Linked DNA regions of Mus musculus: regions 1 and 2 are each linked to region 3. A link is a loop called in an ENCODE intact Hi-C map of the cell type or tissue named here. Cell type or tissue: heart. All regions are shown on one strand.

The links. Hi-C counts contacts between places; a loop is a spot of excess contacts. Peaks named below come from ENCODE experiments on the same cell type or tissue, not always from the same donor. Only the 100,000 strongest peaks of a DNase experiment are listed, where the experiment ranks them.
Region 1: a loop joins it to region 3, with 2.2 times the contacts of the local background. A loop is called at or near these places in 5 of 42 quality-filtered maps.
Region 2: it touches region 3 in a loop (2.7-fold over the local background); 7 of 42 quality-filtered maps call a loop at or near these places.

The regions. Positions count from the first base shown.
Region 1 is chr4:82,799,355-82,807,354 of GRCm38, forward strand. Zdhhc21 (zinc finger, DHHC domain containing 21) reads right to left here. Exons shown (of 9, transcript NM_026647.4): 8 at 7,659-7,702; 9 at 1-7,107. The coding sequence ends at 6,975. Among named protein-coding and RNA genes, the nearest start is that of Zdhhc21, 56 kb to the right of the region's middle. In heart, a CTCF peak has its summit at 4,874 (motif pointing right); no DNase peak of the experiment used is centred here.
Region 2 is chr4:82,833,011-82,841,010 of GRCm38, forward strand. Zdhhc21 (zinc finger, DHHC domain containing 21) reads right to left here. Exons shown (of 9, transcript NM_026647.4): 5 at 5,266-5,377; 6 at 2,436-2,574. Among named protein-coding and RNA genes, the nearest start is that of Zdhhc21, 23 kb to the right of the region's middle. In heart, a CTCF peak has its summit at 4,720; no DNase peak of the experiment used is centred here.
Region 3 is chr4:82,639,542-82,647,541 of GRCm38, forward strand. No RefSeq gene overlaps it. Among named protein-coding and RNA genes, the nearest start is that of n-THgtg10, 24 kb to the left of the region's middle. In heart, a CTCF peak has its summit at 3,661 (motif pointing right); a DNase peak (open chromatin) is centred at 1,710; H3K27ac peaks cover 544 bases.

The DNA of each region.
Region 1 (8,000 bases), 160 kb after region 3:
CCATGCTCCCTCTGTTTTCCTGTCTGTCCTTGGGCTTACAACCCATTCATCCTATACCTCTGACTGGGATGAATTTCTTCCTTCTGTGTCATTAGTTGCTTTTATTCTATGTTGATTTTTTTCTTTGCTTTTTAATAATCACACCAGGAGACAGCAAGCAGTGGCAAACTCTCTCCTATTCTCTCCTCTCTTTTCCTACTTGAGAAAAATGACTCACTTTGCCTTTTAAGACTTGGACAAGCAGTGGAATTATTAAGAAACAATCCCGTGGCAACACAGGTACAAGAGCCGGGGCAGCCCTCCCTCTGCTTTCTATCATATTTGCTCATCTATGCACACGAGCGTGTCACCTTTCAAGAATCGATTCTTTTTTCCATTCAGAATTCACTGCAAAACCATATATTGCATCAACCCTCAAGGAGACACGGACTGAAGCGAATGGAAAGGACACAAGCATTTTCAGTGTGACTGTCTACCTTCCTAGCCCCCCGCACGGTTCCGTGAGTGGCTGAGTGATCAGCCGGGCAGCGTCTGTTTTAAGGAAACCCTGATGGTGTTTGCAGAGCTTCAAAGGAAGAACAGAGAAGCCAATCGTAAGCAGCAGCAGACACCTGGACAAGTCCATCCAGAGGACTGCAGTCTGCCAGTTACATAATCTGACTAATTTTCACGGATGCTGAGCAGCAGCACCCAAACTGCTTCTGATGTGAAGTTCAACTGCCAGGGTGTTTGCTCAAGTCAACGTACCTTTGGACTTCCTACTGGGAAAGTGTGTGCGTGTGCGTGTGCGTGTGCGTGTGTGTGTGTGTGTGTGTGCATGTGTTTGTGACTTTTATGTTTTTAAAAGTGTCCTTTAATTTCATTCTCATTAGGTAAATACCTGTATCATTATTTAAAGCCATTAAGGTTTATACCCTGCCCCCACACAGAGGTACTAAATTCTTGACTTGTAATGTAAAATGGACCTATTATTTGCCCTTTATTTTAGCATTTGGTTGAGCAGTCATTAAAAGTATCCAATAGAATACTTTGCTTATAGAGATAATTTTTCTTCACTGCTGAAGTAAGACCAAGGGGGGTTGGTGAGACTTTTGAAAAGTGATTCAATAATCTTTAGTAGCTTCAGCCTATTAAAATACCTTATATAGTAGCCATGTTACATTAAAGTACAAAATTAAAGCCCACACTAATATGCATAACAGAAAAAAATAAGTCTAACTAAGATTCATTCACAATTGACTCTGCTGAAATTAAGCTGTCAATAGACTGTTCACTTCTTCAGACACAGATGTGAGAAGCTCTCAGTCAACCAAAAAGAAAACTAATTCTTTGGTTCAAGAATTAAAAATGTAACTCAATGATAAAGTGAATAGCACCAGGATGTTTTAATTGTTCAGGTTGTAAAACACTAATTTCAGGCACGAGTAGGTTAAAATATCACCCATCCACACTGGTGTGGACACAGAGCTATCAGTATGCAGATGCATCTTCCCTCTAACCGACAGCCTACAAACAACCAGACCCTGTGCTGAGTGAAACAGGCAAGCAAAGCCCAGAGGAGGCATGCCTGTGGCCCCGGAAGCTCGGGCTACATCTTTCCCTATAAAGCTAGTGAGATGAAAACTAGGTTTTATACGTGCAATTAGTTAATTACACAGTTGAGCAACTATGGGAAACACTACTTTTACACATGAGGAAATGAAGGGCTTCAGAAATGAAGACCTCTAGGGTCTCACGAAGCCCAACAGATCCCTTCCTTCATAACTGAGTCGTTGATTTTCTCTGGTGACTCAGTATTTCTTTGCCAAAAGACTCCTCAGACAGGTTCCAGATCTTTTCAAACTTTGGGCAAGCAATCACTTCTCCTTTGTATTACAGCTACACTTCTATGTTATTTTTAACATGTGCATGCTAAAAATGCTTGAATTTAACTTATCCTACACAATTATCTGAAATCAAAAATAATCTCTCAAGAGCATCTGGCCAGCTAAGGAGAAAGAACATTAAGTGGAGATCAAACAGCTCAAACCAAATGCTTCCCACAATGGCTGTGCAGGTACCTCTACAGTGACGTGGCGTCAGCGACAGTGCTGGCTATCACAGCTGTCTCTAGTCAGCTCTTTTCAGATGCTGGCTATTTCTGTCCACTTAGCCTTCACTCCATCTTACTAACGTCCCCAATGTTCTTAATCTAGTTTTTAGATACTCATTACTCATTGGTACCTGAACTCTAGGGTAGATACAGGGGAAAGCTGTAATATAGTAAAAGATATGATAATGAAAAATCAGTATTACCAATGACTTAAGAGTTTTAAGCACTGAGCCAGGCACAGCAGCATATGCCTATAACCCCAGAATGTGGGAGGCAAACGTAGGAGGACTCTGAGTGCAAAGCCAGTAAAACCCTGTCTCCAAATAATAATAATAATGATAACTTGCTACAAATTATCACTAGCAGATAATATTGCCACATCTAAAGAACTCACAAAATATTGTTGGTTTTAACAAAATGGCTTTTAAAAATAAATTTTGTTTAAAAAATGCATAAAGATAATGGAAGAAGTGAGAAAAGCCACTTCTTGAAGTTAAGTCATCACCATCAGAAAGGTAGCAGAAATGCTAACTATTGGTTCATTTAGTCGGTGACAATACTGGTATAAAGGACTTCATGTAAACAGCTTCTAATACTTTCCCATGTTCTACTGTAAAATATTGTAGACTCTAAGAACAGCTAAATATAAATTATACTAAAATTTTTATTTGTAAGCAAGCTCCGAGCATGGTACCTACAACAGAAGACAGTAGCAATGTGAGTACTGAATCGTATTCTCACTCATTAATTACATGGTCGATAATGCTAACAATAGAACACACTAAGTTTACAGGACTTACTAACTACATTTGCCAATATTTGTGATTTTCAAAGCACTAGTAGAGGTGGATGAAAGTCTAATGTTTTAACTATTACTAAATGATATAATGTTTGTAATAAATTCCCAATATATGTATGTATAGTAGAGGTTATGTCAAAAATGTACATAATGAAGTACTATAGTTTAGTGAACTGTAGCTAGGCTATCTACTTACTGATACAAGTCATACAATAGAACTACCCAGAGAACAGACAGTCTAGACAGAAATTAGTATAGAGCTAATGAATATTAGTGCCATATTAAGCCACTGCAAGACAAATTGTGATTTTTTTTTCTTTTTTAGCAATACATGTAAGAACATTCAAACTACACATGAACTAACACAAAAACTATGTGGCTTTCATCTAAATTCATTTGTATCTCCCGTTAGGAAGTGTGTTCTTAATTTTAGTCTTTGTGATTACTGTTTAGAACTAATACATCTCTCGAGCAAAACAGTTGCTTGTAGGAAAATAACCCAAAGTCTCATTAAGAATAGCTGGAATGAGCCACCGTCCTTCATGGAACCACTTCTGCACATTAATGAAACGTTCTGAGATGTTCAACTCAGCTCTTCTGCATCTAGTGTGTAGCTACTGTCTACATCCTCTTCTTGTCTTTTCCTGGTTCTTGGCATTAAATCCTGGGCATCTTGTGCACTATAATTTTTGAGGTACACATCAGCCCCTACTTTATTACTATTAAAAGTAAATTGTCTTCTGAAAAACAGGATCTTATGTTAGCTACAAATTTAAATGGCTTTTATGTTAACTAAAACATTTTAAATATAAATTATAAAACAAAATAGGTTTTTATTTTCATGTAACATCAGCTAGCTTAGTAATCTGAAATGGAAGCCTGGTAACAAAGACTCCTTAGTAGACTGTTTAATGCTTAGGAGATTCTGAACCCAGCCCTTTGTTACCTACATCAAGCTTATCCAATTGGATATCAGAAACGTTTGTGTGTGCTGTGTGTGAGGCGATGAATGAACAATGATGATGGGGAGGGGCGTGACTGACAAGGCATGTTTGTGGAGGTCAGCGGACAACTCTATGAAGCCAGGAGCTTTTTTCCCCTTCTTCACCTAAGTGGGTCCGTGTACAGCAAATGCCTTTCTGTATGGAGCCACCTTGCGTGCCCAATTCTAATTGTTTACCAAGTATCTGCAGCCTCGTCTTAACACTTTAACTGCAGGATCCCATGAGGTGACTTTGCTAATGTAAAAATGTCACTTAACACACATTTTGCTAAAATTAAACAGGAAGCTTATAAATACTTCAATGCACTGTAGATATGAAGGGGTTGCCCTTGCTCCATCGCTTCCTGAGACCCCACATGGGTAGTTATTCCCATGGTTACTGAGAGGGACAAATAAAGAGGCTATTGAATAATCTACAGGGTTAACTCTCATTGACAAGCGTTTTAAAAAGCAAAGAAAAATAATATTATTAACCAATTACTAATTATTTTAAGGTAATTGAACCTTTGTGTGTGTGTGGAAGGGGACAATCCCAAAATTGAATTGAAAAAATTAAATGTACTTTTTAAAATAGTAAAACATACCGAATAACAGTTACCACAGCAACTGTAATAAATGTTTTGTTTTGTAGTAAAATAGTATTTTAAGTAAGTTTTTATAATGCTAACAAGATAAGTTGCCAAAATAAGGTTTAAAGTAAAATACATGAAACAGCTTAAACTAATCGAAATTTGTGACTGACAGTAAAAAGTGTACAAGAATATACATACATGAAGCCAGGCAGTTTACCAAGAAGGAACATCACCAACAATAACACATTCATTTTCAATTTTTATAAAACTTTACACTTTTATACATATGTTCCTATAAGTATACACTGGCATGTATACCTCTGGCATGTTCACAGATTGGCTATACAACCCACTAACAGGATAGTAAAAACCTCAAGAGCCAGGATAATTACATCAATTAGCCAAAAGAGGGCGCAGAAAGAACATAGGAGCTTAATCCCTAGGAAATGGCCAACAGGTTTTTCTCTAGGAATCTTTAGAGTGATTACAAACCCCTCCGGGGGTTAGACATATACATTTAACAATACTATGTAAGTATATATAGATATACTGCAATATAGATTCTTATGTAAATACATCAATAACAGCATTTCTGTAGATCAAACTAGTGCATCAAGTACAATGACTAGTTAGGAAACTGCAGAGAGGGGTCAGGACCAGGGAGAGTAAAGAGAAAGGGTAGATAATGTGCCCAGAAGTGGTACATGTAAGCAGACCAAACCCACGAACTCCAGCATGGGGAAGGGATCACGCCCGTTACCTTGTGTCAGAGCTACTACTGCTCCAGAAGTATAAAGCAGTTTACAAAGCTCCACGCTGGGCTTTCGTTTGGCTCTGCTTTGGATGCTCCAGGTCTTGAGTGAACTGAATATATACAGCTGAAGGCATTCAACTTCTACCTCCCAACAGTCTATGTACACCACTTCCTTCAGTAACTGTCATTGGCCAAGTTAGTCAATCAGCTTACACAAAACCCAACCCCTTCGCCCTTACTAAAACATACTAATTTTATGTTTCCTAACCTTTATAAATGTTTCTTATATTAAACTTACTATATGTCTTAGCACCAATAAATATTTTCATCTGCCACTTCTAAGTTTTTAAATAAACATAATTAGAACATGAAAATATGGTATTAATATTTCTGCAAAGAGATTATTCTATTCAGAATATTTTATAAGACATTTACAGTATCTGAAAGAACTAGCCACAGTATTTCCCAGCTATGATTCCTTACTTTACAACTACTTATAAGAAAAGTATGTAGATGGTTCACAAATGGTAGATTTGTTCAATACTCTTTTCAGGGAAAAGATTACTAAGCACACAAACATATGGAATTGCAGTATTCTAAATGAAAAAAATTAAATCATACAAAATGTCTTTGTATACAAAAGGCTCATGTTTGTTAAGAGACCATCACTACCATAGATCATTCTATTTTACAGTAATTTCCTGACATTAATAAAAGGTCTCTAGAGTGATGCGAATTACAAGTGGAAATTCAATTTCAACTTGGGTGATTACTGGTATATAAATTTAGTGACCCACTTTTACACTTTGATATGAGTTGACCAGTATCGATTCTATAATATATAAATCTTCAATGTGTACAGTGAGATCTAATGGCAGATAAATAAAAGTATCCATACTTTAAAAGCACAGTTCTCCTCCTTACACTGTTACACACCATTCAGCTTAGCACTTTAAAACATCTGCTTTCTAATATAACTGCACTTGAAGAAGTAACTGGAATTATTGCAAACTTCCTACCCTCTTCAGTCATTAGAATCTTAGGGTAAAACAGGAATATAAACCTGACTGGTCACACATTTCTCCTGGGAGCAAATATTCTAAAAGCAATCAGTGATTGCAGCAGAAGGGAAACATAGTTTTTCCCTCACAGTAAGGTAGTAGTTGGTGCACTACACTCGGGGAGTCGTCTGTGGTTTTGAGAAGGAGAAAGAAGGGCATCAGAGAGCTGCTCCTAGCCAGGCACTGCCCCTTGTTGCTCACTGCACTGTAAAAGCCTACAGCACATATAAAAGCAAGTAGTAACATTTTAACTTATACATAACAAAGTGTATCCAGTTTTGTAAACTTGAAGAATTAAATTCAGATTTGGTTAGGACTGCTTAAAGGTAAACATAAAACATGTCAAATTTCCTATAAATTAAAATTTAAAAAACTTTGAGTACTGAAGAAAATGTATGTACAATTGTTTCATCCCAATCACTGCCTTCTGAGTTTAGTAACAAACGCATTTAAAGAAACCCTGGTGGAAGGCTAATTTAAAAGTAAACATGCTTTTAAAACTTAAATATAGATCTTGTATTAGTCCCACAACAGGATCAAGATCACTATTAAAATGAAGCCTGGGGCACATTATGATGCCTAAGATTGGTAGGTGGATTTTAATTGACTTGAAGACTGTCATAGTTCTATTCTCATAAAACCTGTAACGCATTTCCAGCATGGAGGACCCATCTGTGCCCACCATCCATCTGTTTAGACGTGATTGGCAAAGTGGTAGGGAACTCGCAGTGGTTGCCGCTGCCTGAAAGGAATGAACCACAGGATCTTCCAACGAGTGCCAAAAACTTCTGAGAAGGTCTGCTGCCATGGCTTTCGGGGCCGCGATCTACAGAAGACAGCATTATTAGTGAAAGACAGCACTCCCATGGTGCCCTTCAGTCAGCTAAAACAATACAGGTTGGCTGGGGATCCATTACTGGACTCTGATGCACTGTGTCTCAGCATCACAAATGCAGCTTTCCTTTCAATGTGGCATGCAGCTGAGCGTCAGCTCTGGAGAGCAGATATTGTATCTGCATCGTCAATCAACCTAGGGTAACTCTGGAAGCAGAGGAGAAGCTCAGCATAACAGAATGTGTGTCAACAACACAGTAGCAAATCTCTTTTGATGTACTTTCAGGACAAATAATTTAGCTTACTTCTGTGAGACAGGGAACAAGAGTGATCGGTACTTATTTTGTTTAAAAGCTCCCATGGCTGAAAGACCCCTACAGTAAGACTGGGATACGCCTGTCTAGCTTGGGCCTCAGACAGGACACCAAGAAAAAAAAATCAACATATTAGTTTCCTACTATTAACATAGGCACATGATTCTCAAAGGTAGTCAAACAGTATGGTTTCTATTTTTAAATAAGATCACTATAACTTAATACTTACATTTCTTCACAACAATTTGACATTTTTTCAATAGATGTTGTATCCTATTAAAAACAAAAAATTATATTCAGATGTAACAAATTTATAAATACTTTTAACAAGTTTATATATCAATACACATTCTGAAATCCTCTTAGAAAAATAAAATTAACATTCTATCATATAAAAAAATCAGTGAACTACTAAAATATCAAACATCTCTCCAAGAACTATTTCATTTGATTACAACCTTTGAGGATACCCGATTCCTTGGTAATTATTTTAAAAGCCTAGTTATTTCTGTTTAACTCAACTTTCTGCAAATATACATTAAAAATAAATATCAAAATAATGCATAAAAGC
Region 2 (8,000 bases), 190 kb after region 3:
CAACCTACATGTAATAAAAGAAAGTAAGAATTTGAATCTAGAGTGTGTGCTTTCAAAATGATCTCTTGACTACCATGGTAAACTTCCTATTGACAGGCAGGTACTTAGTATTTTTGAGTTTTGCTAGCCATACACCATGTCACCACCACTCAACTTTGTTGGAGCACAAAAGTAGTCACAGACTATGTGTGTTTGGAAAAATGAGAATAGTTTTTTGTCCCCCAGTAAAACTGATTAACAAAATCTAAATATGGAGGTCTATTAGTCCCCTGGGGCAGAAGCTGCTGACCCCGCCCTGCTCAGAAAGGGGGTCTCTTTTCATGATCTTTTTCTCTCCACTGACACCTCTCAAATCTTCTCTCTCACACTTTGAAAAACTATGACCTCAACCCCACAGAACAATTTTAAAACACTTCTTCTGAGGTTCAATTTTCTCACAGTTTTCTTGGATGATTCACATGTTCTAATTAACACCAATTATGCCACAATTAACCTGAAGCAAGATGAAACCTTTCTAAAGCTCTAATAGAAACAAGCACTGTATTTTCAGTATGAAAATGACAAATACATTTGAAACCTTTTCTGACAGCTGAGACAGGAAGGCTACAAATTCAAGGCTTGTTTTGGCAATAGAGTAAGAAAGAGGAGGTTTAAGATCAACCTGGCCATGTGAGACCCTGTCTGAAAACTAAAGAGTGGGTGAGGGAGACAGTTCAGAGCAAGGCTAGCTCACATGAGGCTCTAGTTTCATTCAGTTATTGGATACAATTTTAATGACATATACCATATTTAATAATCACAATCCAATCACTTTCAAGACACAGCTCCACTGAGGTTTATAACCACACAGAACAGCCAGGTCTCACGACAATCATGCACACCAAAACAACTACACAAAGAACTAAGATTCCCAGCACTTGCACTTCACAGCTTAACCACACACCTATCACCAGGGCGCTTTATATGCAAAGGCATAAGCAGTGTAATTATAAAAGAAACTACCCACCTCCATCAGTTCTCTCTCTCTCTCTCTCTCTCTCTCTCTCTCTCTCTCTCTCTCTCTCTCTCTCACACACACACACACACACACACACACACACACACACGATATTCTTTAAAAATATAACCAAGGCCCAAATTAATTGGAAAAGTAGCATAAATTGTGTTTAATCAGCTCTGTAACTAAAGGTGGTTGGGTAACCGCCCTCCCTTTCTACCTGCAGTACCTCGCTCAATCATTCCACTATCCTCCACTTTCTCCTGTGAATATTAGAGACTCTACAGTGAGAAGGCCATAGTACAGTACTGACAGTCAGGAACCAAAGGCTCTGGAGCTGCTAGCATCATCAACAACATTTAGACAAATCTGAGCATTGCTTAAATGATCTATATCTAAAAATTACAGGTTCCCAACCTGTGAGTCATGACCCCCGCCCCGGGGGGTGGGGTGGGCAAACACTCTTTCCATGAGGGCCACCAAAGACCATCATAAAACACAGATATTTACATTATGATTCATAAGAGTAGCAAAATTACAGTCATGAAGTTGCAACAAAAATCAATTTATACTTGGGGGTCACCACAAGAGAAAATGTATTAAGGATTGTCATTAGGAAGTTGAGAACCGCTGCTCTAGAACATTCTACAAACTCATCTTTCCGCTAGGGAGAGCTGGAAGCAGAAGGCCAGATATGGTGGCACAGGCCTATAATCTCAGCACTCAGGAGAAATGAGCAGGAAGGCAGAGAGTTCACGACTACCTTAGGCCAAGATCTAGGCTTAAAATACAGAAACAAAGAGTCTTCTTCTCAAATGCTAACTATTCTCTGAGAACCTTAAAAATATCACTAATTCCCGCACTCCCGGGCAGACCTAGCATGAGCAACACGCCACAGGCTCCATGCTTTATGCCCTCTTTTGTGGTTATCGTTTGGTGATTTTTGACTTTGGTTTTCGTTGGCCTAGTGTTTTGCTTTTGTTTTTCGAGAGAGAGACAGAGAGACAGGAGAGGAGAGGAAGATGAATTTTGGTGGGAAGAATCTGGGAGAAGTGGAAGGAGAAGAAAGAATATGCAAAATAAATTGTATAAATTTTTTTTAAATAGTAAAATAAATAAATAAACCTGTCTGATTTTATTTTAAAAAGAAAGCCCATGATTTTTATACTTTTCCTTTGTTTTCATTATTTTATATTATTTTTAAACCAAGACTCATATACTGAAAGAGCTCATATTTTGTCTTCTGAAGAAATCTACTCAACACAAATAGTCATAAAGAGACTTGTCTAAAAAGAGCAACAGAGCGCTCTCTCGAGCCCAGTGTCCCGTAAAGCTCACTGGTGTGAGGCTCTCTGCTATCTCGGCCGCACACAGGAACCACCATGTTCACACATACGGCACAGCTGCTCTAACATTAGTGGATATAAACATGTCTTACCAAGTTACGCTTTTTTAGTGGAAGAAAATAATAATAATGGCAGAAAGAAAACATCAGTGCGTAGCAAGTAAGCAGCTCAGTGTAGAAACACAACTGCAGAAAGAGCCAATGGTTGTCTTCACCCACACAATTGTTTATCCTAAAGGGAAAATGAAAAAGAAACAGTGAAGGTTTAGTAAGATGCTCACATCAGGATCATGAAGGTAAGTCTCACCTAAACCTCAACTCCAGCTATTTAAAGATACACATTTTAACATGCCTTCTCCTTTACCAAGGAGGCCAGCTAGAGACTACATTACTCCAGCTCACATTAGCCCGGTGCCCTGTGCCAACTGACACAAGAAGATGCATAGTGGATTAGGTCACTGGCCTGAGGATACTCAGAAGAGACAAAGGCTGGACCCTGCCCTTCCTTGCAGCACTTTAGCAGAGGAGAGCAATTTAAACACTTCAGAGAAAAGCAACTCAGACTTGCTACATGGACAGAACTGAGAGGCTCACCATTTTATTTTTATATGTTTACTTTATGAAATATCTATCCTTGTCTGCTGAAACTAAAAATGTATTCAAAACCACTTACATGTACTATCTGTGAAAACAACAGTAAAGTCTAACTATAATAATGATAATATATAATCATAAATTATCAAGGTCCATTTAAAATGAGTATCCTATTTTACAAAATGGGTATATTTTTAAGGTACCATCTAATTTAAATTTTAATATAAAATTATTTTTCTCAGAATTATATGTTTTCCTTTAAACTAGGACTACACTATCACCAAAGGAGAGAATGCATATATATATACATAGCAAGTTCAATCCGTAGCTTAAATTGTTAAAGATATATTGTTTTACATTATTTTAAAAAAAATCAAAACTAGAACTGAGCTGGAATGCTTGTAGAGGTTTATCTGAGATTACAGAGCACACACTAGGTAAACAGGTCAACTCTAAGCCCTGTAACCTGAAAGAGAGACTCTTAAGAGAAGTGGCTCCCCTAAGCCTCAAACTCTGCTCGGTTGTTGCTATGCATCCTCCTCCCCTCCTCTAGTGCAGAACAACACAGCACAGGTCCTTGCTCGGAAACAGCATCTAACCCTGAAAGGCGAAGAGCCCTTGCTTAGTATGCGGTGCCTGAATTTAAACTATTTAGAAAGAACAGTCAGAGACAAAACAAAGACCAGACGTAGTGATCATCAGATCAGAGCTGAAGCTGAGATGGTTAAAATGTAGCAGTTTGTTAAAGTGTAAGAATCCTCTGCTTCAAATTAATACCATGCACTGTCCTCACTCGGATCTGAGCGGCACTCTGCTAGAAAATTCAATCACAGAAATCCCCAAATCTAGAGCAGGCCACCTTCCTTGCTAACCTCCCACCAATACCCTCAACCAGACACTGAAGCCTAGGAACAGAAATATCTCAACAGTACACTGAAAGTTAAAGACAGCTTCATTTCCTCACCAATGACCTAGTCTTTACCTTAAACAAATATCACTAATACCAACAGACACACTGCCCGGATGATTTTTTTTTTTAATTATAGCACTCTTTTGTAAGGAAGCAGCAGTACCCAGCTATTCCATAAATGCTTATTATATTTTTAGTTGATTAGGAAAAATAATACAAAAAAAAAGTACTATGAGCTTTTAGTGTGAGAATTAACTACCTGAAGATTTCACATAGTATTTTTGATATGCTATTATTGTGACTGGAAATACCACTGAGGTTTAAAAATACGGTACACTTTTTAAACACTGTATGGCATAGTATATAGTATCTTACAGTATATTTAGACAATTAGAAAACCTAAAGTGCTTTTATTTAAAAATGCTAGTCTGTTTTTCTAGTCTCTGGAAATCTATGTAAATAAACAGTTTATAGTTAAAAAAACATTTCAACTAAAAGTTTGTTAATTAACAATGCTATCAAAATGAGTTAAACATAAGGCAAGTGAAATTGACTAGCATCATTAAACAAAGGAAAACTGCCTTCCTTGGCCAACTGCAGGTAAATGGATGTAGGTTAAAGGAGGCTATTATACAGTTAACTTCCTGTATGCATGCATGTATAAATAGATATATATGGACATATATTTATAAAGTTCTATTATACCAATTTAAATATTTAAACAAGATTCAATGTTAAATAAGCAAAATTAAATATAATACCTTGCTCAAAGTTTTTTGTGACAGCTTTGAAATGAAATACAATCGATTCTCAGAGCATTTTTTAGATCTACTTTTTAACAGTATGACTTTAAATATTACAACAGAGCCCCCTATTGACCAAAAATATTGGCAGTTCTACAGAAAGTTAATTAGCACTTACATATATATATATATCCAACATGTACAAAATGTTGCTATCCAACAGAAAACACTCTAAAAGGTATAATGAGTAGAAGAGAGTTATCAGTGAATGTGAAAAGTGTTGTTCTTCTCCTGAGTAAGAAAAGAGGAATCTCAGCAGTGGACATTGCGGCTTTTCTCCCCGACAGGAAAAACAGCTGTGAGGTAAGTGCTTCCACACATCTGACCTTGGGCCAAATACTCTGCCTCCAAGCCTCATTGATATAAGCACCTTAGTCCTTCTGTGGTTGGGTATGTAGTAATTCTGCTCAAAGTTTTTGCTCAAGTGTTTTCTTGGTAGCAGGGATAAGTGAGGGATAGTTTACTCTGGGATTTGCAAGAATCATTTTTATTACAAAAATGTTTAATGGAGTGATTTTAATGTAAGTTTTTCTTAAAGCTGACAGGTTCTCACTGTCTTTTCCTTAGCTAATCCTCCTGCCGCAGCTCTTGAGTGTGGTGACAAGTATCTCCTTACCAAGGACAGTGATGGTCCATCCTCCTGACGCAGTGGCCGCAGCGGCTGCAGTGGTGGGAGCGCTTCGGCCTCATCAGGTTGCACTTGTTGCAGAGCTCCCACAGCTCCCGCTCTGCAGAGAGAGAGCACACACATCCGCTTACGAGGAGGCACACAAGTGAGCGAGGGATGCTCAGACTTACCAACTGCTACTAAATTCCACAGGGTGACATTTCTCTTTTTGCTGAGTCTCCAACATAAGCAAGCACCTTTGCCATAAATACTGCTGCATGTTCTACGTGTTTTATAAATTTCTATCTTAACACTACAAAAATAAGATACCATTGTTTCAAAGTAAGTGACAGAAAGCACAGTTCTAAAAAACATCATGAGAATGTGGTATCTTATAAAACTCTATGCCTAGCCAAAATATTACAAGAATTTTATATAAATCAATTAATTAATTTATACAAGTTATATTATCTAAAAGAACTAAAGAAGAAAGAATACTGAGTCTTAGTTTTAGTAAATAAATAAGCTGAAACCAATCTTATATTTTCCTAGAGCATTTTATTTTTAATAGTAATTAATTTGGGCGTATGTTTTAGACAAAGGCTAGAGGTCAGACTGGGTTTAGAAAGCATCCATCTAACAAAGAAGCAAAGGATAGAAAAATCATTAGTATTTAATGAAAATAAACAGCTGAGTGAGTTTTGGTTTTATGACACAGGGTCTGGATACTATGTTGCCCAGGATGGCTTTGAACTGCCACTAGTCCTGCCACAGCCAACCCCTTGCTAGAATCAGCTCCAGCCTATTACCCAGTTAGCAACTGCCTCTGGGCTATAGGAAAACAGAATGCAATTAAGGGTTTGCAGAAGAGAATAGGTACCTGTTTTCATCATGAATTGTTCATAAAAACTATTAATTCATCTTCCAAGATAAAGTAACTGCTTCCTTATATGAGATACATACTCTTTGCAGTTTCTAAAGTGAAATTTTACCATTCTAAAATGTCAGCCCTTGTGCTTCCACTACTGTCATAGTCTCACAGTAGGTGGACAGACATAGCAGCTGCACAAGGAGTATTACAGTATGGTCCTTGCACACAGTGGTGGTACTAAAGGAGTGTACAAATACGAAAGTCAGGTTTTTCAAAAACATTCTAAATCTTTTAAAAAGAAGATGTCAATAATGTTGTTTTCTGGGGAAAAAAAAATCCCCTTTTAAAAGCCTACCACTTTAGTCACTTGAGTCTAATGGCTATAGATCAGCATACTCCAATCTTACACAGGAAAATGTGAGGAAAATGTTCTGCTGGAGATATTTTGAAGGAAACTGGTAAGTAAAAATAAAATCTGTATCAAATTAACTGTCGTTTAAAACATCATCTCTTATAGTTCCTTTTATAATGGAAACATATCATGAGAGAAACAATATTGGAATCCAGTTTAAACACCTCACCAGCCTTACTACTACAAGCAAGATGGAAACTGAATAATAGCACCAACACAGCATCATTTTGGTGAATTAGCATGTAGCAGCCCAGAGATAATCAATGCTTTATTCCATGCCTAACATCCTGTATCTTAAGGAAAGAGAATGCCTAGAACACCGGGTTACAGAGAAGGAGCCTCTAACTCTGTGGTGCGAACAGGGCTTTTACCTTGTCACACTTGTAACCTTTCACCAGAGAAGTTTCACATGATCCCAGCTATCCAGGTAAGTAAGTCTACAAATCAAACATTATTGATGAACCATAAATTGTTTTAGAACAATGATTTACACATGATTTTGACATTTAAAGAACTTCATACCATAATACTTGTGCTTATTTGTTTTTACATAAAGAAATCTTTGATGAATATTTGATAATGCAAAAGAGAAAGCTTTTAAATGTTTTGCAGAGTTGATTAATGTCTTGATCTTAAATTTTCAGGGCTGAAAACAGAGGCGCATAAATACAAAGGACAAACTAGCAGCAAGACATTACAGCCATTTCAGGAATTATTGAAAATTCTGCCATAATGCTGAGGTAAACAACATCTAACAAGTTTTAAAATAAAACCCCAGTCAGAAGTTCAAGCCAAAAAAAAGTTTTTTTTTTTTTCTTGAGACACATCTTGATATATAACTCTGGCTTGCCCAAAACTCACTATGCAGACCAGGCTGGTCTGAAACTCACTCTGCAGACCAGGCTGGCCTTGAATTTATGGCTGGTGCCTCTGCTTCTGCTTCCTGCATGCTAGGATTACAGACAGGTACCATCTCACCCAGCTCTTCAAACAGCAATGCTTACAATCCAACATTCCAGTAAGAGAAATATGGTAGAAGAATATTAAGTCCTTGTTTTCTTTATTGTTTCCTCATAGAAGACTTTAAGAAGAAAACTTTGGGCTGGAGAGATGGCTCAGCGGTTAAGAGCACTGGCTGCTCTTCTGAAGGTCCTGAGTTCAAATCCCAGCAACCACATGGTGGCTCACAACCATCTGTAAAGAAATCTGATGTCCTCTTCTTGTGCATCTGAAGACAGCTACAGTGCACTTAGATATAATAATAAATAAATCTTAAAAAAAAAGAAGAAAACTTTGTATGTACAATTTAAAAAAACCTAAAATTCATACATATAATAACATGTCATGATTATGAGTTATGAGCCTGGGTGTTTCAGGTAGCATTTATAACACACACACACGCACATGCACGCACGCGCACACACACACACACGCACACACACATACATGGAGGCACTGCAT
Region 3 (8,000 bases):
TTGTACTGCATTGACAAACTCACACATTTCCCCTTGGATTGTGAACGGATGCAAGCTCGGTGGACAGCACTTCTGCCATCTCAATCAAGATTGCTGAAAGACACTGAGCTCCTGTCACCCCTTTTTGGAGGAGTTATCCTACAGAGGCACCTGCTCATGTGAGAAATGACAATGGCATCATTATTAATTGCTTTACTGTTTGCCAAATCAAAAGATGGGGAGCCATCTGAATGGCCGGTATTGGAAAAGGAATATGTGACTTATGAGGCCTGCCCATGACAGCATGCTACGTAGCTGCAGCGGTGAGATGATCAGAAAGAATGACTTAGAAAGGTATACATGCTAAAGTCATGTGGAAAGAGAACAGGTAAAAACAACAGACATTGGCTTTCAAAGGGCCAATAAAGACTACATGAAGGTATAATTTTGTAAGTATAAAATTTCTGCTGAAGAACAAGGAATGAGGAAGACGGTTATGAGAAGAGAAACTGCTTGTCTAGAGAAGCAAGAAGAAGCTACACCCTCCACGGTATCTGCCCTTCCTTCTTGAACTTTCATCCCTTTTCACACGTTCCTTATTCACAAAAATTAAGATGTTAGTTTGGCTAAAACTAATTTATGTCAATAGTCTTTGGAAGAGGATTACGCCTACTGCAGAGACTAATCCGTCTGTCTCGGAAAAAAAAGAAAAACACAGACGTAAAACCTCAGACCTGATATAAAAATAACTAAGATACTTTGTGTAGTTATCATGTTATTATATGTAATTATAATAATTACATTTTAAATAAATGAGTATGTAAGATAATTCATTTCCAGCACCACAATTAGATGGAGCTTTCTAGAACACAAACTTGATAACATCATCTTCCTACTGTAGAGCTTTTCATTGCTCCCCACTACCTCAGAATAATGAGGTTCAATTTCCTTAATACATACTACCCGGCCCGTTATTCACCTGGTCTCACCTTATTCTTCCAGCCTCACTCCTCGTTGTTTTCATTAATTCTGAGTTCCATGTTGTCTTGAAGAACTTGTCTCCACAATAGACCTTTAGTTAAGCCTGTTCATCTTCTCTGCTTCCTCTGGCCTTGGGATCTTACCCCTGCTCCTTTGCTCTTTGCATCTGATGAGAGAACCTATCTCCTTGGCCTCCAAAGCTGGCTAGGTCTAATTTCCTCCATGTCCTGAGGTACACCACACAACTCACTCTCTCTCTCTGAGGATTCCTCACCTCCTTGGATGGCAGTTGATAGTTTACTCCCCTGACCTCTCAGTAGACCGTGATTTCCTTGAGTGAACCGTAAGCAGCAAAGAAGCCATGTGTAATCTGTTGAAGAAGTCCATCAATGAAGTCACGCTGGAGGTGAGACACGGATGAGGAAAAGAAATAATTCAAAAGAAACGAATACAAAATGGCAATAGGATTAGGCCATCACCCATGAGTGGACCTTCTCAAACACAGCCCTACACACAACCTCACGGGTCTGCATGCAGCAGTGGTGGTGGCAGGGGGAGGTGGGGCACGGGGGGCGGTGGCAGCAGCAGCAGCAGGCAGAGGTCATCAGGGTTGCTTCCTTGGCAAGCACTTCTGACCCTGTTTAGCTCCATCCCTCCCCATTTCACTACTAGATCCTGATTGTGCTCCCAAGCAGCTGGGTGTGGCAGCCACAGTCAGTTCTTAATTGGGTGCTGGAGGATCGCTGTAGTGGAAATTACTGATACAAAGATATGACCTAAACCATTAGGACAGCTTCCAGAAAGGTTCTCCGCTATCCGGGGAGTAGGAACAGAAGGGAGGCCTGGGCCCACATGAGTCACAGGGCTATCTTCTGGGTGGTTTCTTCTGGACAAAGGGCAAAGGAAACTGACTGGGAATCTCTAGGCCACCTGGATGCATAGCCCACCTGTGGTTATCAGAGTATAAATGGTTTGTTTGTTTGTTTACTAAATTGGTTTAAATTCATATATAACCAGTGCTTCAGCTTGAAACAAAAACATGTTCTTGGTTTCTAGTGGGTAGCCCAGCATTCCACACAACAAACTGCTGAATTCCTCTATGGTGAAGTAACTACAAAAGAACAGCTGGTGTGTATGGTGTCCAGCCTTGATTCTTAGCATTTTTAACTGAGAGAAATTCCTGGTCTCTAAAAGTGAGATAGATATTCTTGACCACCAGACAGGCCTGGGGGCCCCAGCACAGGACAGAACAACCTTCCCAGATATGAGAGCTCACTGGCAATTCCAGTACAAGGCTATAGGAGGTATGCTATGGTATTTAACTATACTTTTATGCAAGGTATGGTATTTAACTATACTTTCAGTTATAATCATGTTCAAAGCCTGGCGGCAGTTGCCAAAAGGACAGAGAATAACACATTCATTTGTCACCAAGGCTGACCACAGTGGTTCCTGAAATGCTAATTTTCAGATAATGATACAGTTTCTACACAAACCAATAGATATGAACTCTGTTATAACAATTTGATAATAATTTAAATTAAAAATAGCTTACGGTGATAGCAAGAAAACCTACAACAACCCAGGACTAAATCTAGCAATATCTATTAAGGTGTTTGTGAGTATAGTAACTAAAGGATTTAAAAAGAAAATCTAAGATAGAAAGATGGCTTCTGAGTAATGCCCACAGAGGTTTGCTGTCACTGTCTTTAAATGAGATGAAAGGGAAGAAGAGGGCTGTTGACCCTGGAGAATGAAAAGGGACAGGCTCTTCTCTAAAGCTTTTGGAAGGAATGCAGTCCTGCTGACACTGGCTTCAGCCTGTGAGATTCTCCCAGGGTACTAACATTCAGAGCTAACCCTATCTCCATGTGCCGGTTTCATTTAACCCCACCACCGTTTCTGGTTGTAATAGTGCTAAGAATTCCCACAAGAAGACTCAGACATCTCCTTACTTTGGATCAAAAGTTGAAGGGAATCAGCTTCCTCATGAGAAATCTGGCTGGCTAACTAGACAGAAGGACAACACAATGTCCTACAGTGTGAAGCTAGACACAGGTTGGCAGGTCCTTAAGTCAGTGAAAGAAACTTTTCTCTCAAGTTTAATGAAAAATGGGGATATGTTGAGAGAAAGTTACAGAGTGGCCTTATGAGATGGAAATGGGGAAACAGAATCGTACAGTTGCCTACCACCCTGTGTGCTCTCCCCTTGAGGAACGCTAGTATTCTCTTTCCAAAAGGGAAATGAGAACATGACAGGGACTCTGATGTTTCCATTAAGGGGGAAAAAACCCAACAACAAGAACAGCAACAACAACAACAAAAACAAAAAAAGAAACAAAAATCAAAATTAAACACACACACACAAACCCCAGAAAGGAATCACACAGATTCATATTCAAGCACTGTTCTAAACTAAATGGGAAGAACATATTTCTGGTTAATCATAAGGAAATCCAGTGTCAATGCAAAGACGCCTGCACTGGTATTAACAACATGGAGAGAAGAAAATGGCTCATTAATAATTCATCAAGATTACTGTCACCATTAACTGATGCACACTTTGTGATGGATAAGATGGCATAATTGAAACACACACACACACACACACACACACACACACACCTCTTGCAGCTAGGGGTGCTTCCTGGCTGTCATAGTGTTATTCACCACTCGAGGGAGCCCAAGTGTCTTTGGTCTTGGCCTCACTGTAATGACATGGGGGCTTGGTCAAGTGGCACATCCTTCTGTTACTCTGCTGCAGGGTGGACATCCAGGAGAGCTGGTTTCTTTGTTGTCAAGGTCTGTCCTGTGTGCCGTACGATGCTTAGCAGCATCTCTCTAGCTTCTGCCCACTAGTTGCTGATCAAAATGTCACAAGACACTGCCAAATGTCCCTCTCCACTCTCAGGCAGGGATGCCTACTTAGTGAAGCTTCCAGAGCTTCTGGGCCCCCAAAACTCTGACCCCTCACAGAGAAGTGTGGCAGTGTGGAGAAACCCTCAGCTGTATCCGTGCCCCTCTTGTGTGAACAGCCTGGTGACAAGCAGATCTAGGAAGACTGATATGTCTCCTGCCAACCTGGCAGGAGGCATCAGAGAGCTGGAGTCTTGGCCAGCCTTTATAAAGAGTGGAGCACTGCCACGGTCCCTCTGGGTGGTGCTGAGCTCAGGCGATGCTGTTGTCTTCAGGCTTTTGGTAGCAGCTCAAATGATTAGTTAATTATTCATTACTATTTGTCATAAAATCCTGAAGGGCTGCCAAGTGGTATCACGCAGGCAATGCCGAAGCAGAGGACATGTCTTTTCTTATGTTCCAGTGGGTAGCAAACATAGGCTGCTTTGAAAGCATACCAAGGACTCCAGGCACCAGCTTGTGAGTGTCCAGATGGGAGGTCTAAGACGGCAGGTCTTGAAGCTTTGCCCTCCGGGCTTGTGCTTGCACCTGCCCTGTTCTCCTGGCTACCCAAAGCATGAGGCTGGGGGTCGGGAGTGAGGGTTCACATGGAGAGAGATGCTGAAGATGGAAAATGGAGTCCAAGGTCTGGCCAGCACTCAGGTCTCCCATTTGCTCCCAACCCTTTTACCTTTTGCACACAATGGTGGACAGCCAGCCTCCTGAAGAGGGGCCCTCTAGACTCTATTTCTCCTCCCCTTTTCCTTGACCATGGCTCTCTTTGGTATATCTCTTTCCCATTTCTTTTATGGCCACCTTCAGTATTCCCTTTAATCGATAATAATATATACGGATCCTGGTTTGTATTGGGGCTGAAGTCAGCAGAGGACACAGCATGATATGCTCTGGTTTTGAGAACACCTGGCTCAAAGAAACCAGGCAAGGAAGCATCCACTCTGGAAAAGCCTCTCAAACAGAAGGGGAGAAGGGCCCGGCATCTGGACTACAAATAATTTTAGAGGTAGATTCTCCCTCCAGTATCTTCTTTCCCCTTCTCATCATAATCCTGCCTATTATGATCCATATCCACAGATCCAGGTATCAAAAGAGGGGTTGGGACATGGGAACACGACAATGATCAGCACCCACAAGGGCAATGCCTGCCGCCTGGGCCTACTTTCTTGGCCTCCCCTTCCCCTCTTCAAGACTATTGTTTTGTTTTGTTTTGTTTTGTTTTGGATATTCATTATTTTTCCAAACTTGGCAGGTACACAGTTAATTGGGATGTGTGTGCTGTGCACACAGAACCCCTCAGGGCTTTGAATCCTTTTCAGACTCAGTTTCTCATTTGGCAAAGGGATAATGTAAGTGTGGTAAGCTCGCCTCGGGGACTCAGTGTCAGTGAGGTGCTTCCAAACTTCCTGGTGTCCAGAGTGCTGTGGTCCACACGCCGCTCACAAGTTGGTTCCCGGGACAGGGTTTCTGCTATGCTGGAGCCAATAGACTTCAACGCCCCACTGGTGCTACAGTGGGTGCCTCTGCCAGTGTCCCATTCTGTCATCACGGAGCTGTGCCTCTTCCCTCATCCTGAGCGCTACTGACTCGTCAGGAGGTGTGTGACACTAATTGGTTCCGAGCTGTGCACACGGGATAGGCTGTGCTTAGCTCATTGCTCCACTCCCCTTCCCACCTCTGCTTTACACTCCCTTTGGGACATCAGCTCAATGGAGTTTACTTTTCAACCAGGTCTCCTGTCTTTGTTAATGACTGTTCACTGTGGTTCTGCCTGGGAAAGTTTTCAACTAAAACTAACTCAGGTAAAGGATTGTGAAGCAATATTAGAACTGAATGGTCGAAATGACTTCATTCTTCCTAGGGGAGTTTTCCAGGCCAATTTCCTCCTAAAAATCCATTAGTGACAGTGGAGGAGGACACATGTGCCAGTCATTTGCATAAGTGTGCATGCCTAGCTTGGTCGGTTTTTTGGGGGTGGGGGTGGGGAGGGGGCGTGCTGCGTGTATGTGCTTGGATTTTTTTTTTTTTTTTTTTGAGACAGGGTTTTTCACTGCTCTGGATCCTTCTGAGTGAGCGAGAGTGACTTGTCCACAAGCCACAGAGATCTGCCAGTCTTGTTTCTGCAGTGCTAGATTATAGATGCACACCTTCATATCTAGGTGTTTTTGGGGTGTTTGTGGGAAGATTGCTGTAATTGTTTTGTTGTTGTTATTGTTGTTGTTTTATGGGTATTGGGTATGGACTTGGGTCTTTTGGCCTGTGTGAAAAGCACTTTATCTACTATGCTAATTTCCAATCTAAATTCCTCATTTATGTTGAAGTTAAATAACTACTCTTTTATGTAAGTAGAAGGCACTAACCAACAGTACCACTGGCACTACTAAACGACTGCACTTTCAGAAGGTTAGAAATAGAACACTATTAGGAAGTAGCAGGTGCAATGTAGACAGATGGTCAGCGCTGTGGCAGTTGTCTTCTTCCTGGCTGCTGCACGTTCCTGCCTCTCTGTGCTCACAACGCTAAAGTGTATATGGTAGTGGTTTCCTGTCATTGTGTTCTTTTAACTGATACGTGCTCTGACACCATGATCACTTGTTCAAATGTAACTTCTCTCTGTACCTTGATCTGCCCTCCTGAAGTGGGGACTCTGACCACCTGTGGGTGATCTCATTGTTATCAGCAGGCTAGTTAACAGTGAGAGGAGATGATCACCTATGATCCATGGGTGATCTCATGGTTATCAGCGGGCTAGTTAACAGTGAGAGGAGAGGAATCACAGTCAAAGGCCAGCAACTGGAGAGCAGGGATTGGAGTTGGGGTTGGGGCATGAGCAGGCAGGCAAGGTGATCAGTATCTTGTGCTATAATTCATGACATCATATTCACAGTGCTTATATTCAGAGTTGAAAAGCACGATATGGATTTTTACGGAGTAGTCTTAAAAGAAAGAATATCTATTTGGGTCATGGTTTCAGAGGTTGCCATCCATCATGGTGGAAGAGTTAGCAGGGAGCTTGCATCACGGTGGCCAGGGAGCAGAGAGCAAGAGAGAAGTGTCTACACTGTCTGGCTTCCTTCCAGCCTTCATTTCATCCAGGGGCCATGTAGAAACCCCCGTGTTGAGCTGACTGAGCTCTGAAAACACCTCCCAGACACAATCTTAGGTAGGGTTTACTAGCCTAGGAACATCTCAACCAATTCAAACTGAAAATCAAGATTGATCTTCACTGGCCATGTGAGCCACTGTAGTGCTGGGAGTAGGTGACTTCAAAGTTACAGAATGCATTTCATTCAAGCTGAGACGTTCAAGACTGAGATGCTAGAAGACATGGTGTCTGTGAGGACCTACCTCCTGAAAGGCCATACCTGTGTTGAAGCTATTTCACACTGACTGACTACTTGATTGTAGAGAATTGGACTATTGGACACTGATCAAGGACCCACATCATCTTGGGTTATTTTTATTCTTTTTCAAGACATTTTTATTCACTTCTGTATCTAGTCTAACATTCTTTTCTCTTTCAGTAAACCCTCTGTAATGTATTCTTAGCAGACCACTAACTTCTACCTCCCAAGTTAGAGTGATGATATGTGGCATCTGAATCCTATGACAGAGTTTCCTCTGCTTTGTTAAATCCAGTCTACCTGCAGTTTCCAAAAATATATTTGGAAAGTACGTGGGTTTATGACTATCTTTTGTACTATAACTCTGGAAACTTCATCTGATCATTCCCATGGTAGAATTTGTCATTCAGGGAAACCTGCATCTATATTTGGCTCTGAATAAACTCTGTCTAAATCCTTTTGGAATAAGAGCTGTTTGCTGTCAAAGCTTGTGGGAAGATAGCTATCTTTTACTGTCTTCATGTAACAGAAAGGCTGAGGAATTTCTAGGGTGGTCGCTTCTATAACCAGCACGAACTATTTCCACCCATTAGGATTTCCTGACCTAATCACTTCCCAGAAGCTCCACTTCTATTTTTTTTTAATTTTTAATTTAATTTTATTTATTTAGGTATTTTCTTCATTTACATTTCCAATGCTATCCCAAAAGTCCCCCCATACCCTCCCCCCCCCACTCCCCTACCCATCCACTCCCACTTCTTGGCCCTGGCGTTCCCCTGTACTGAG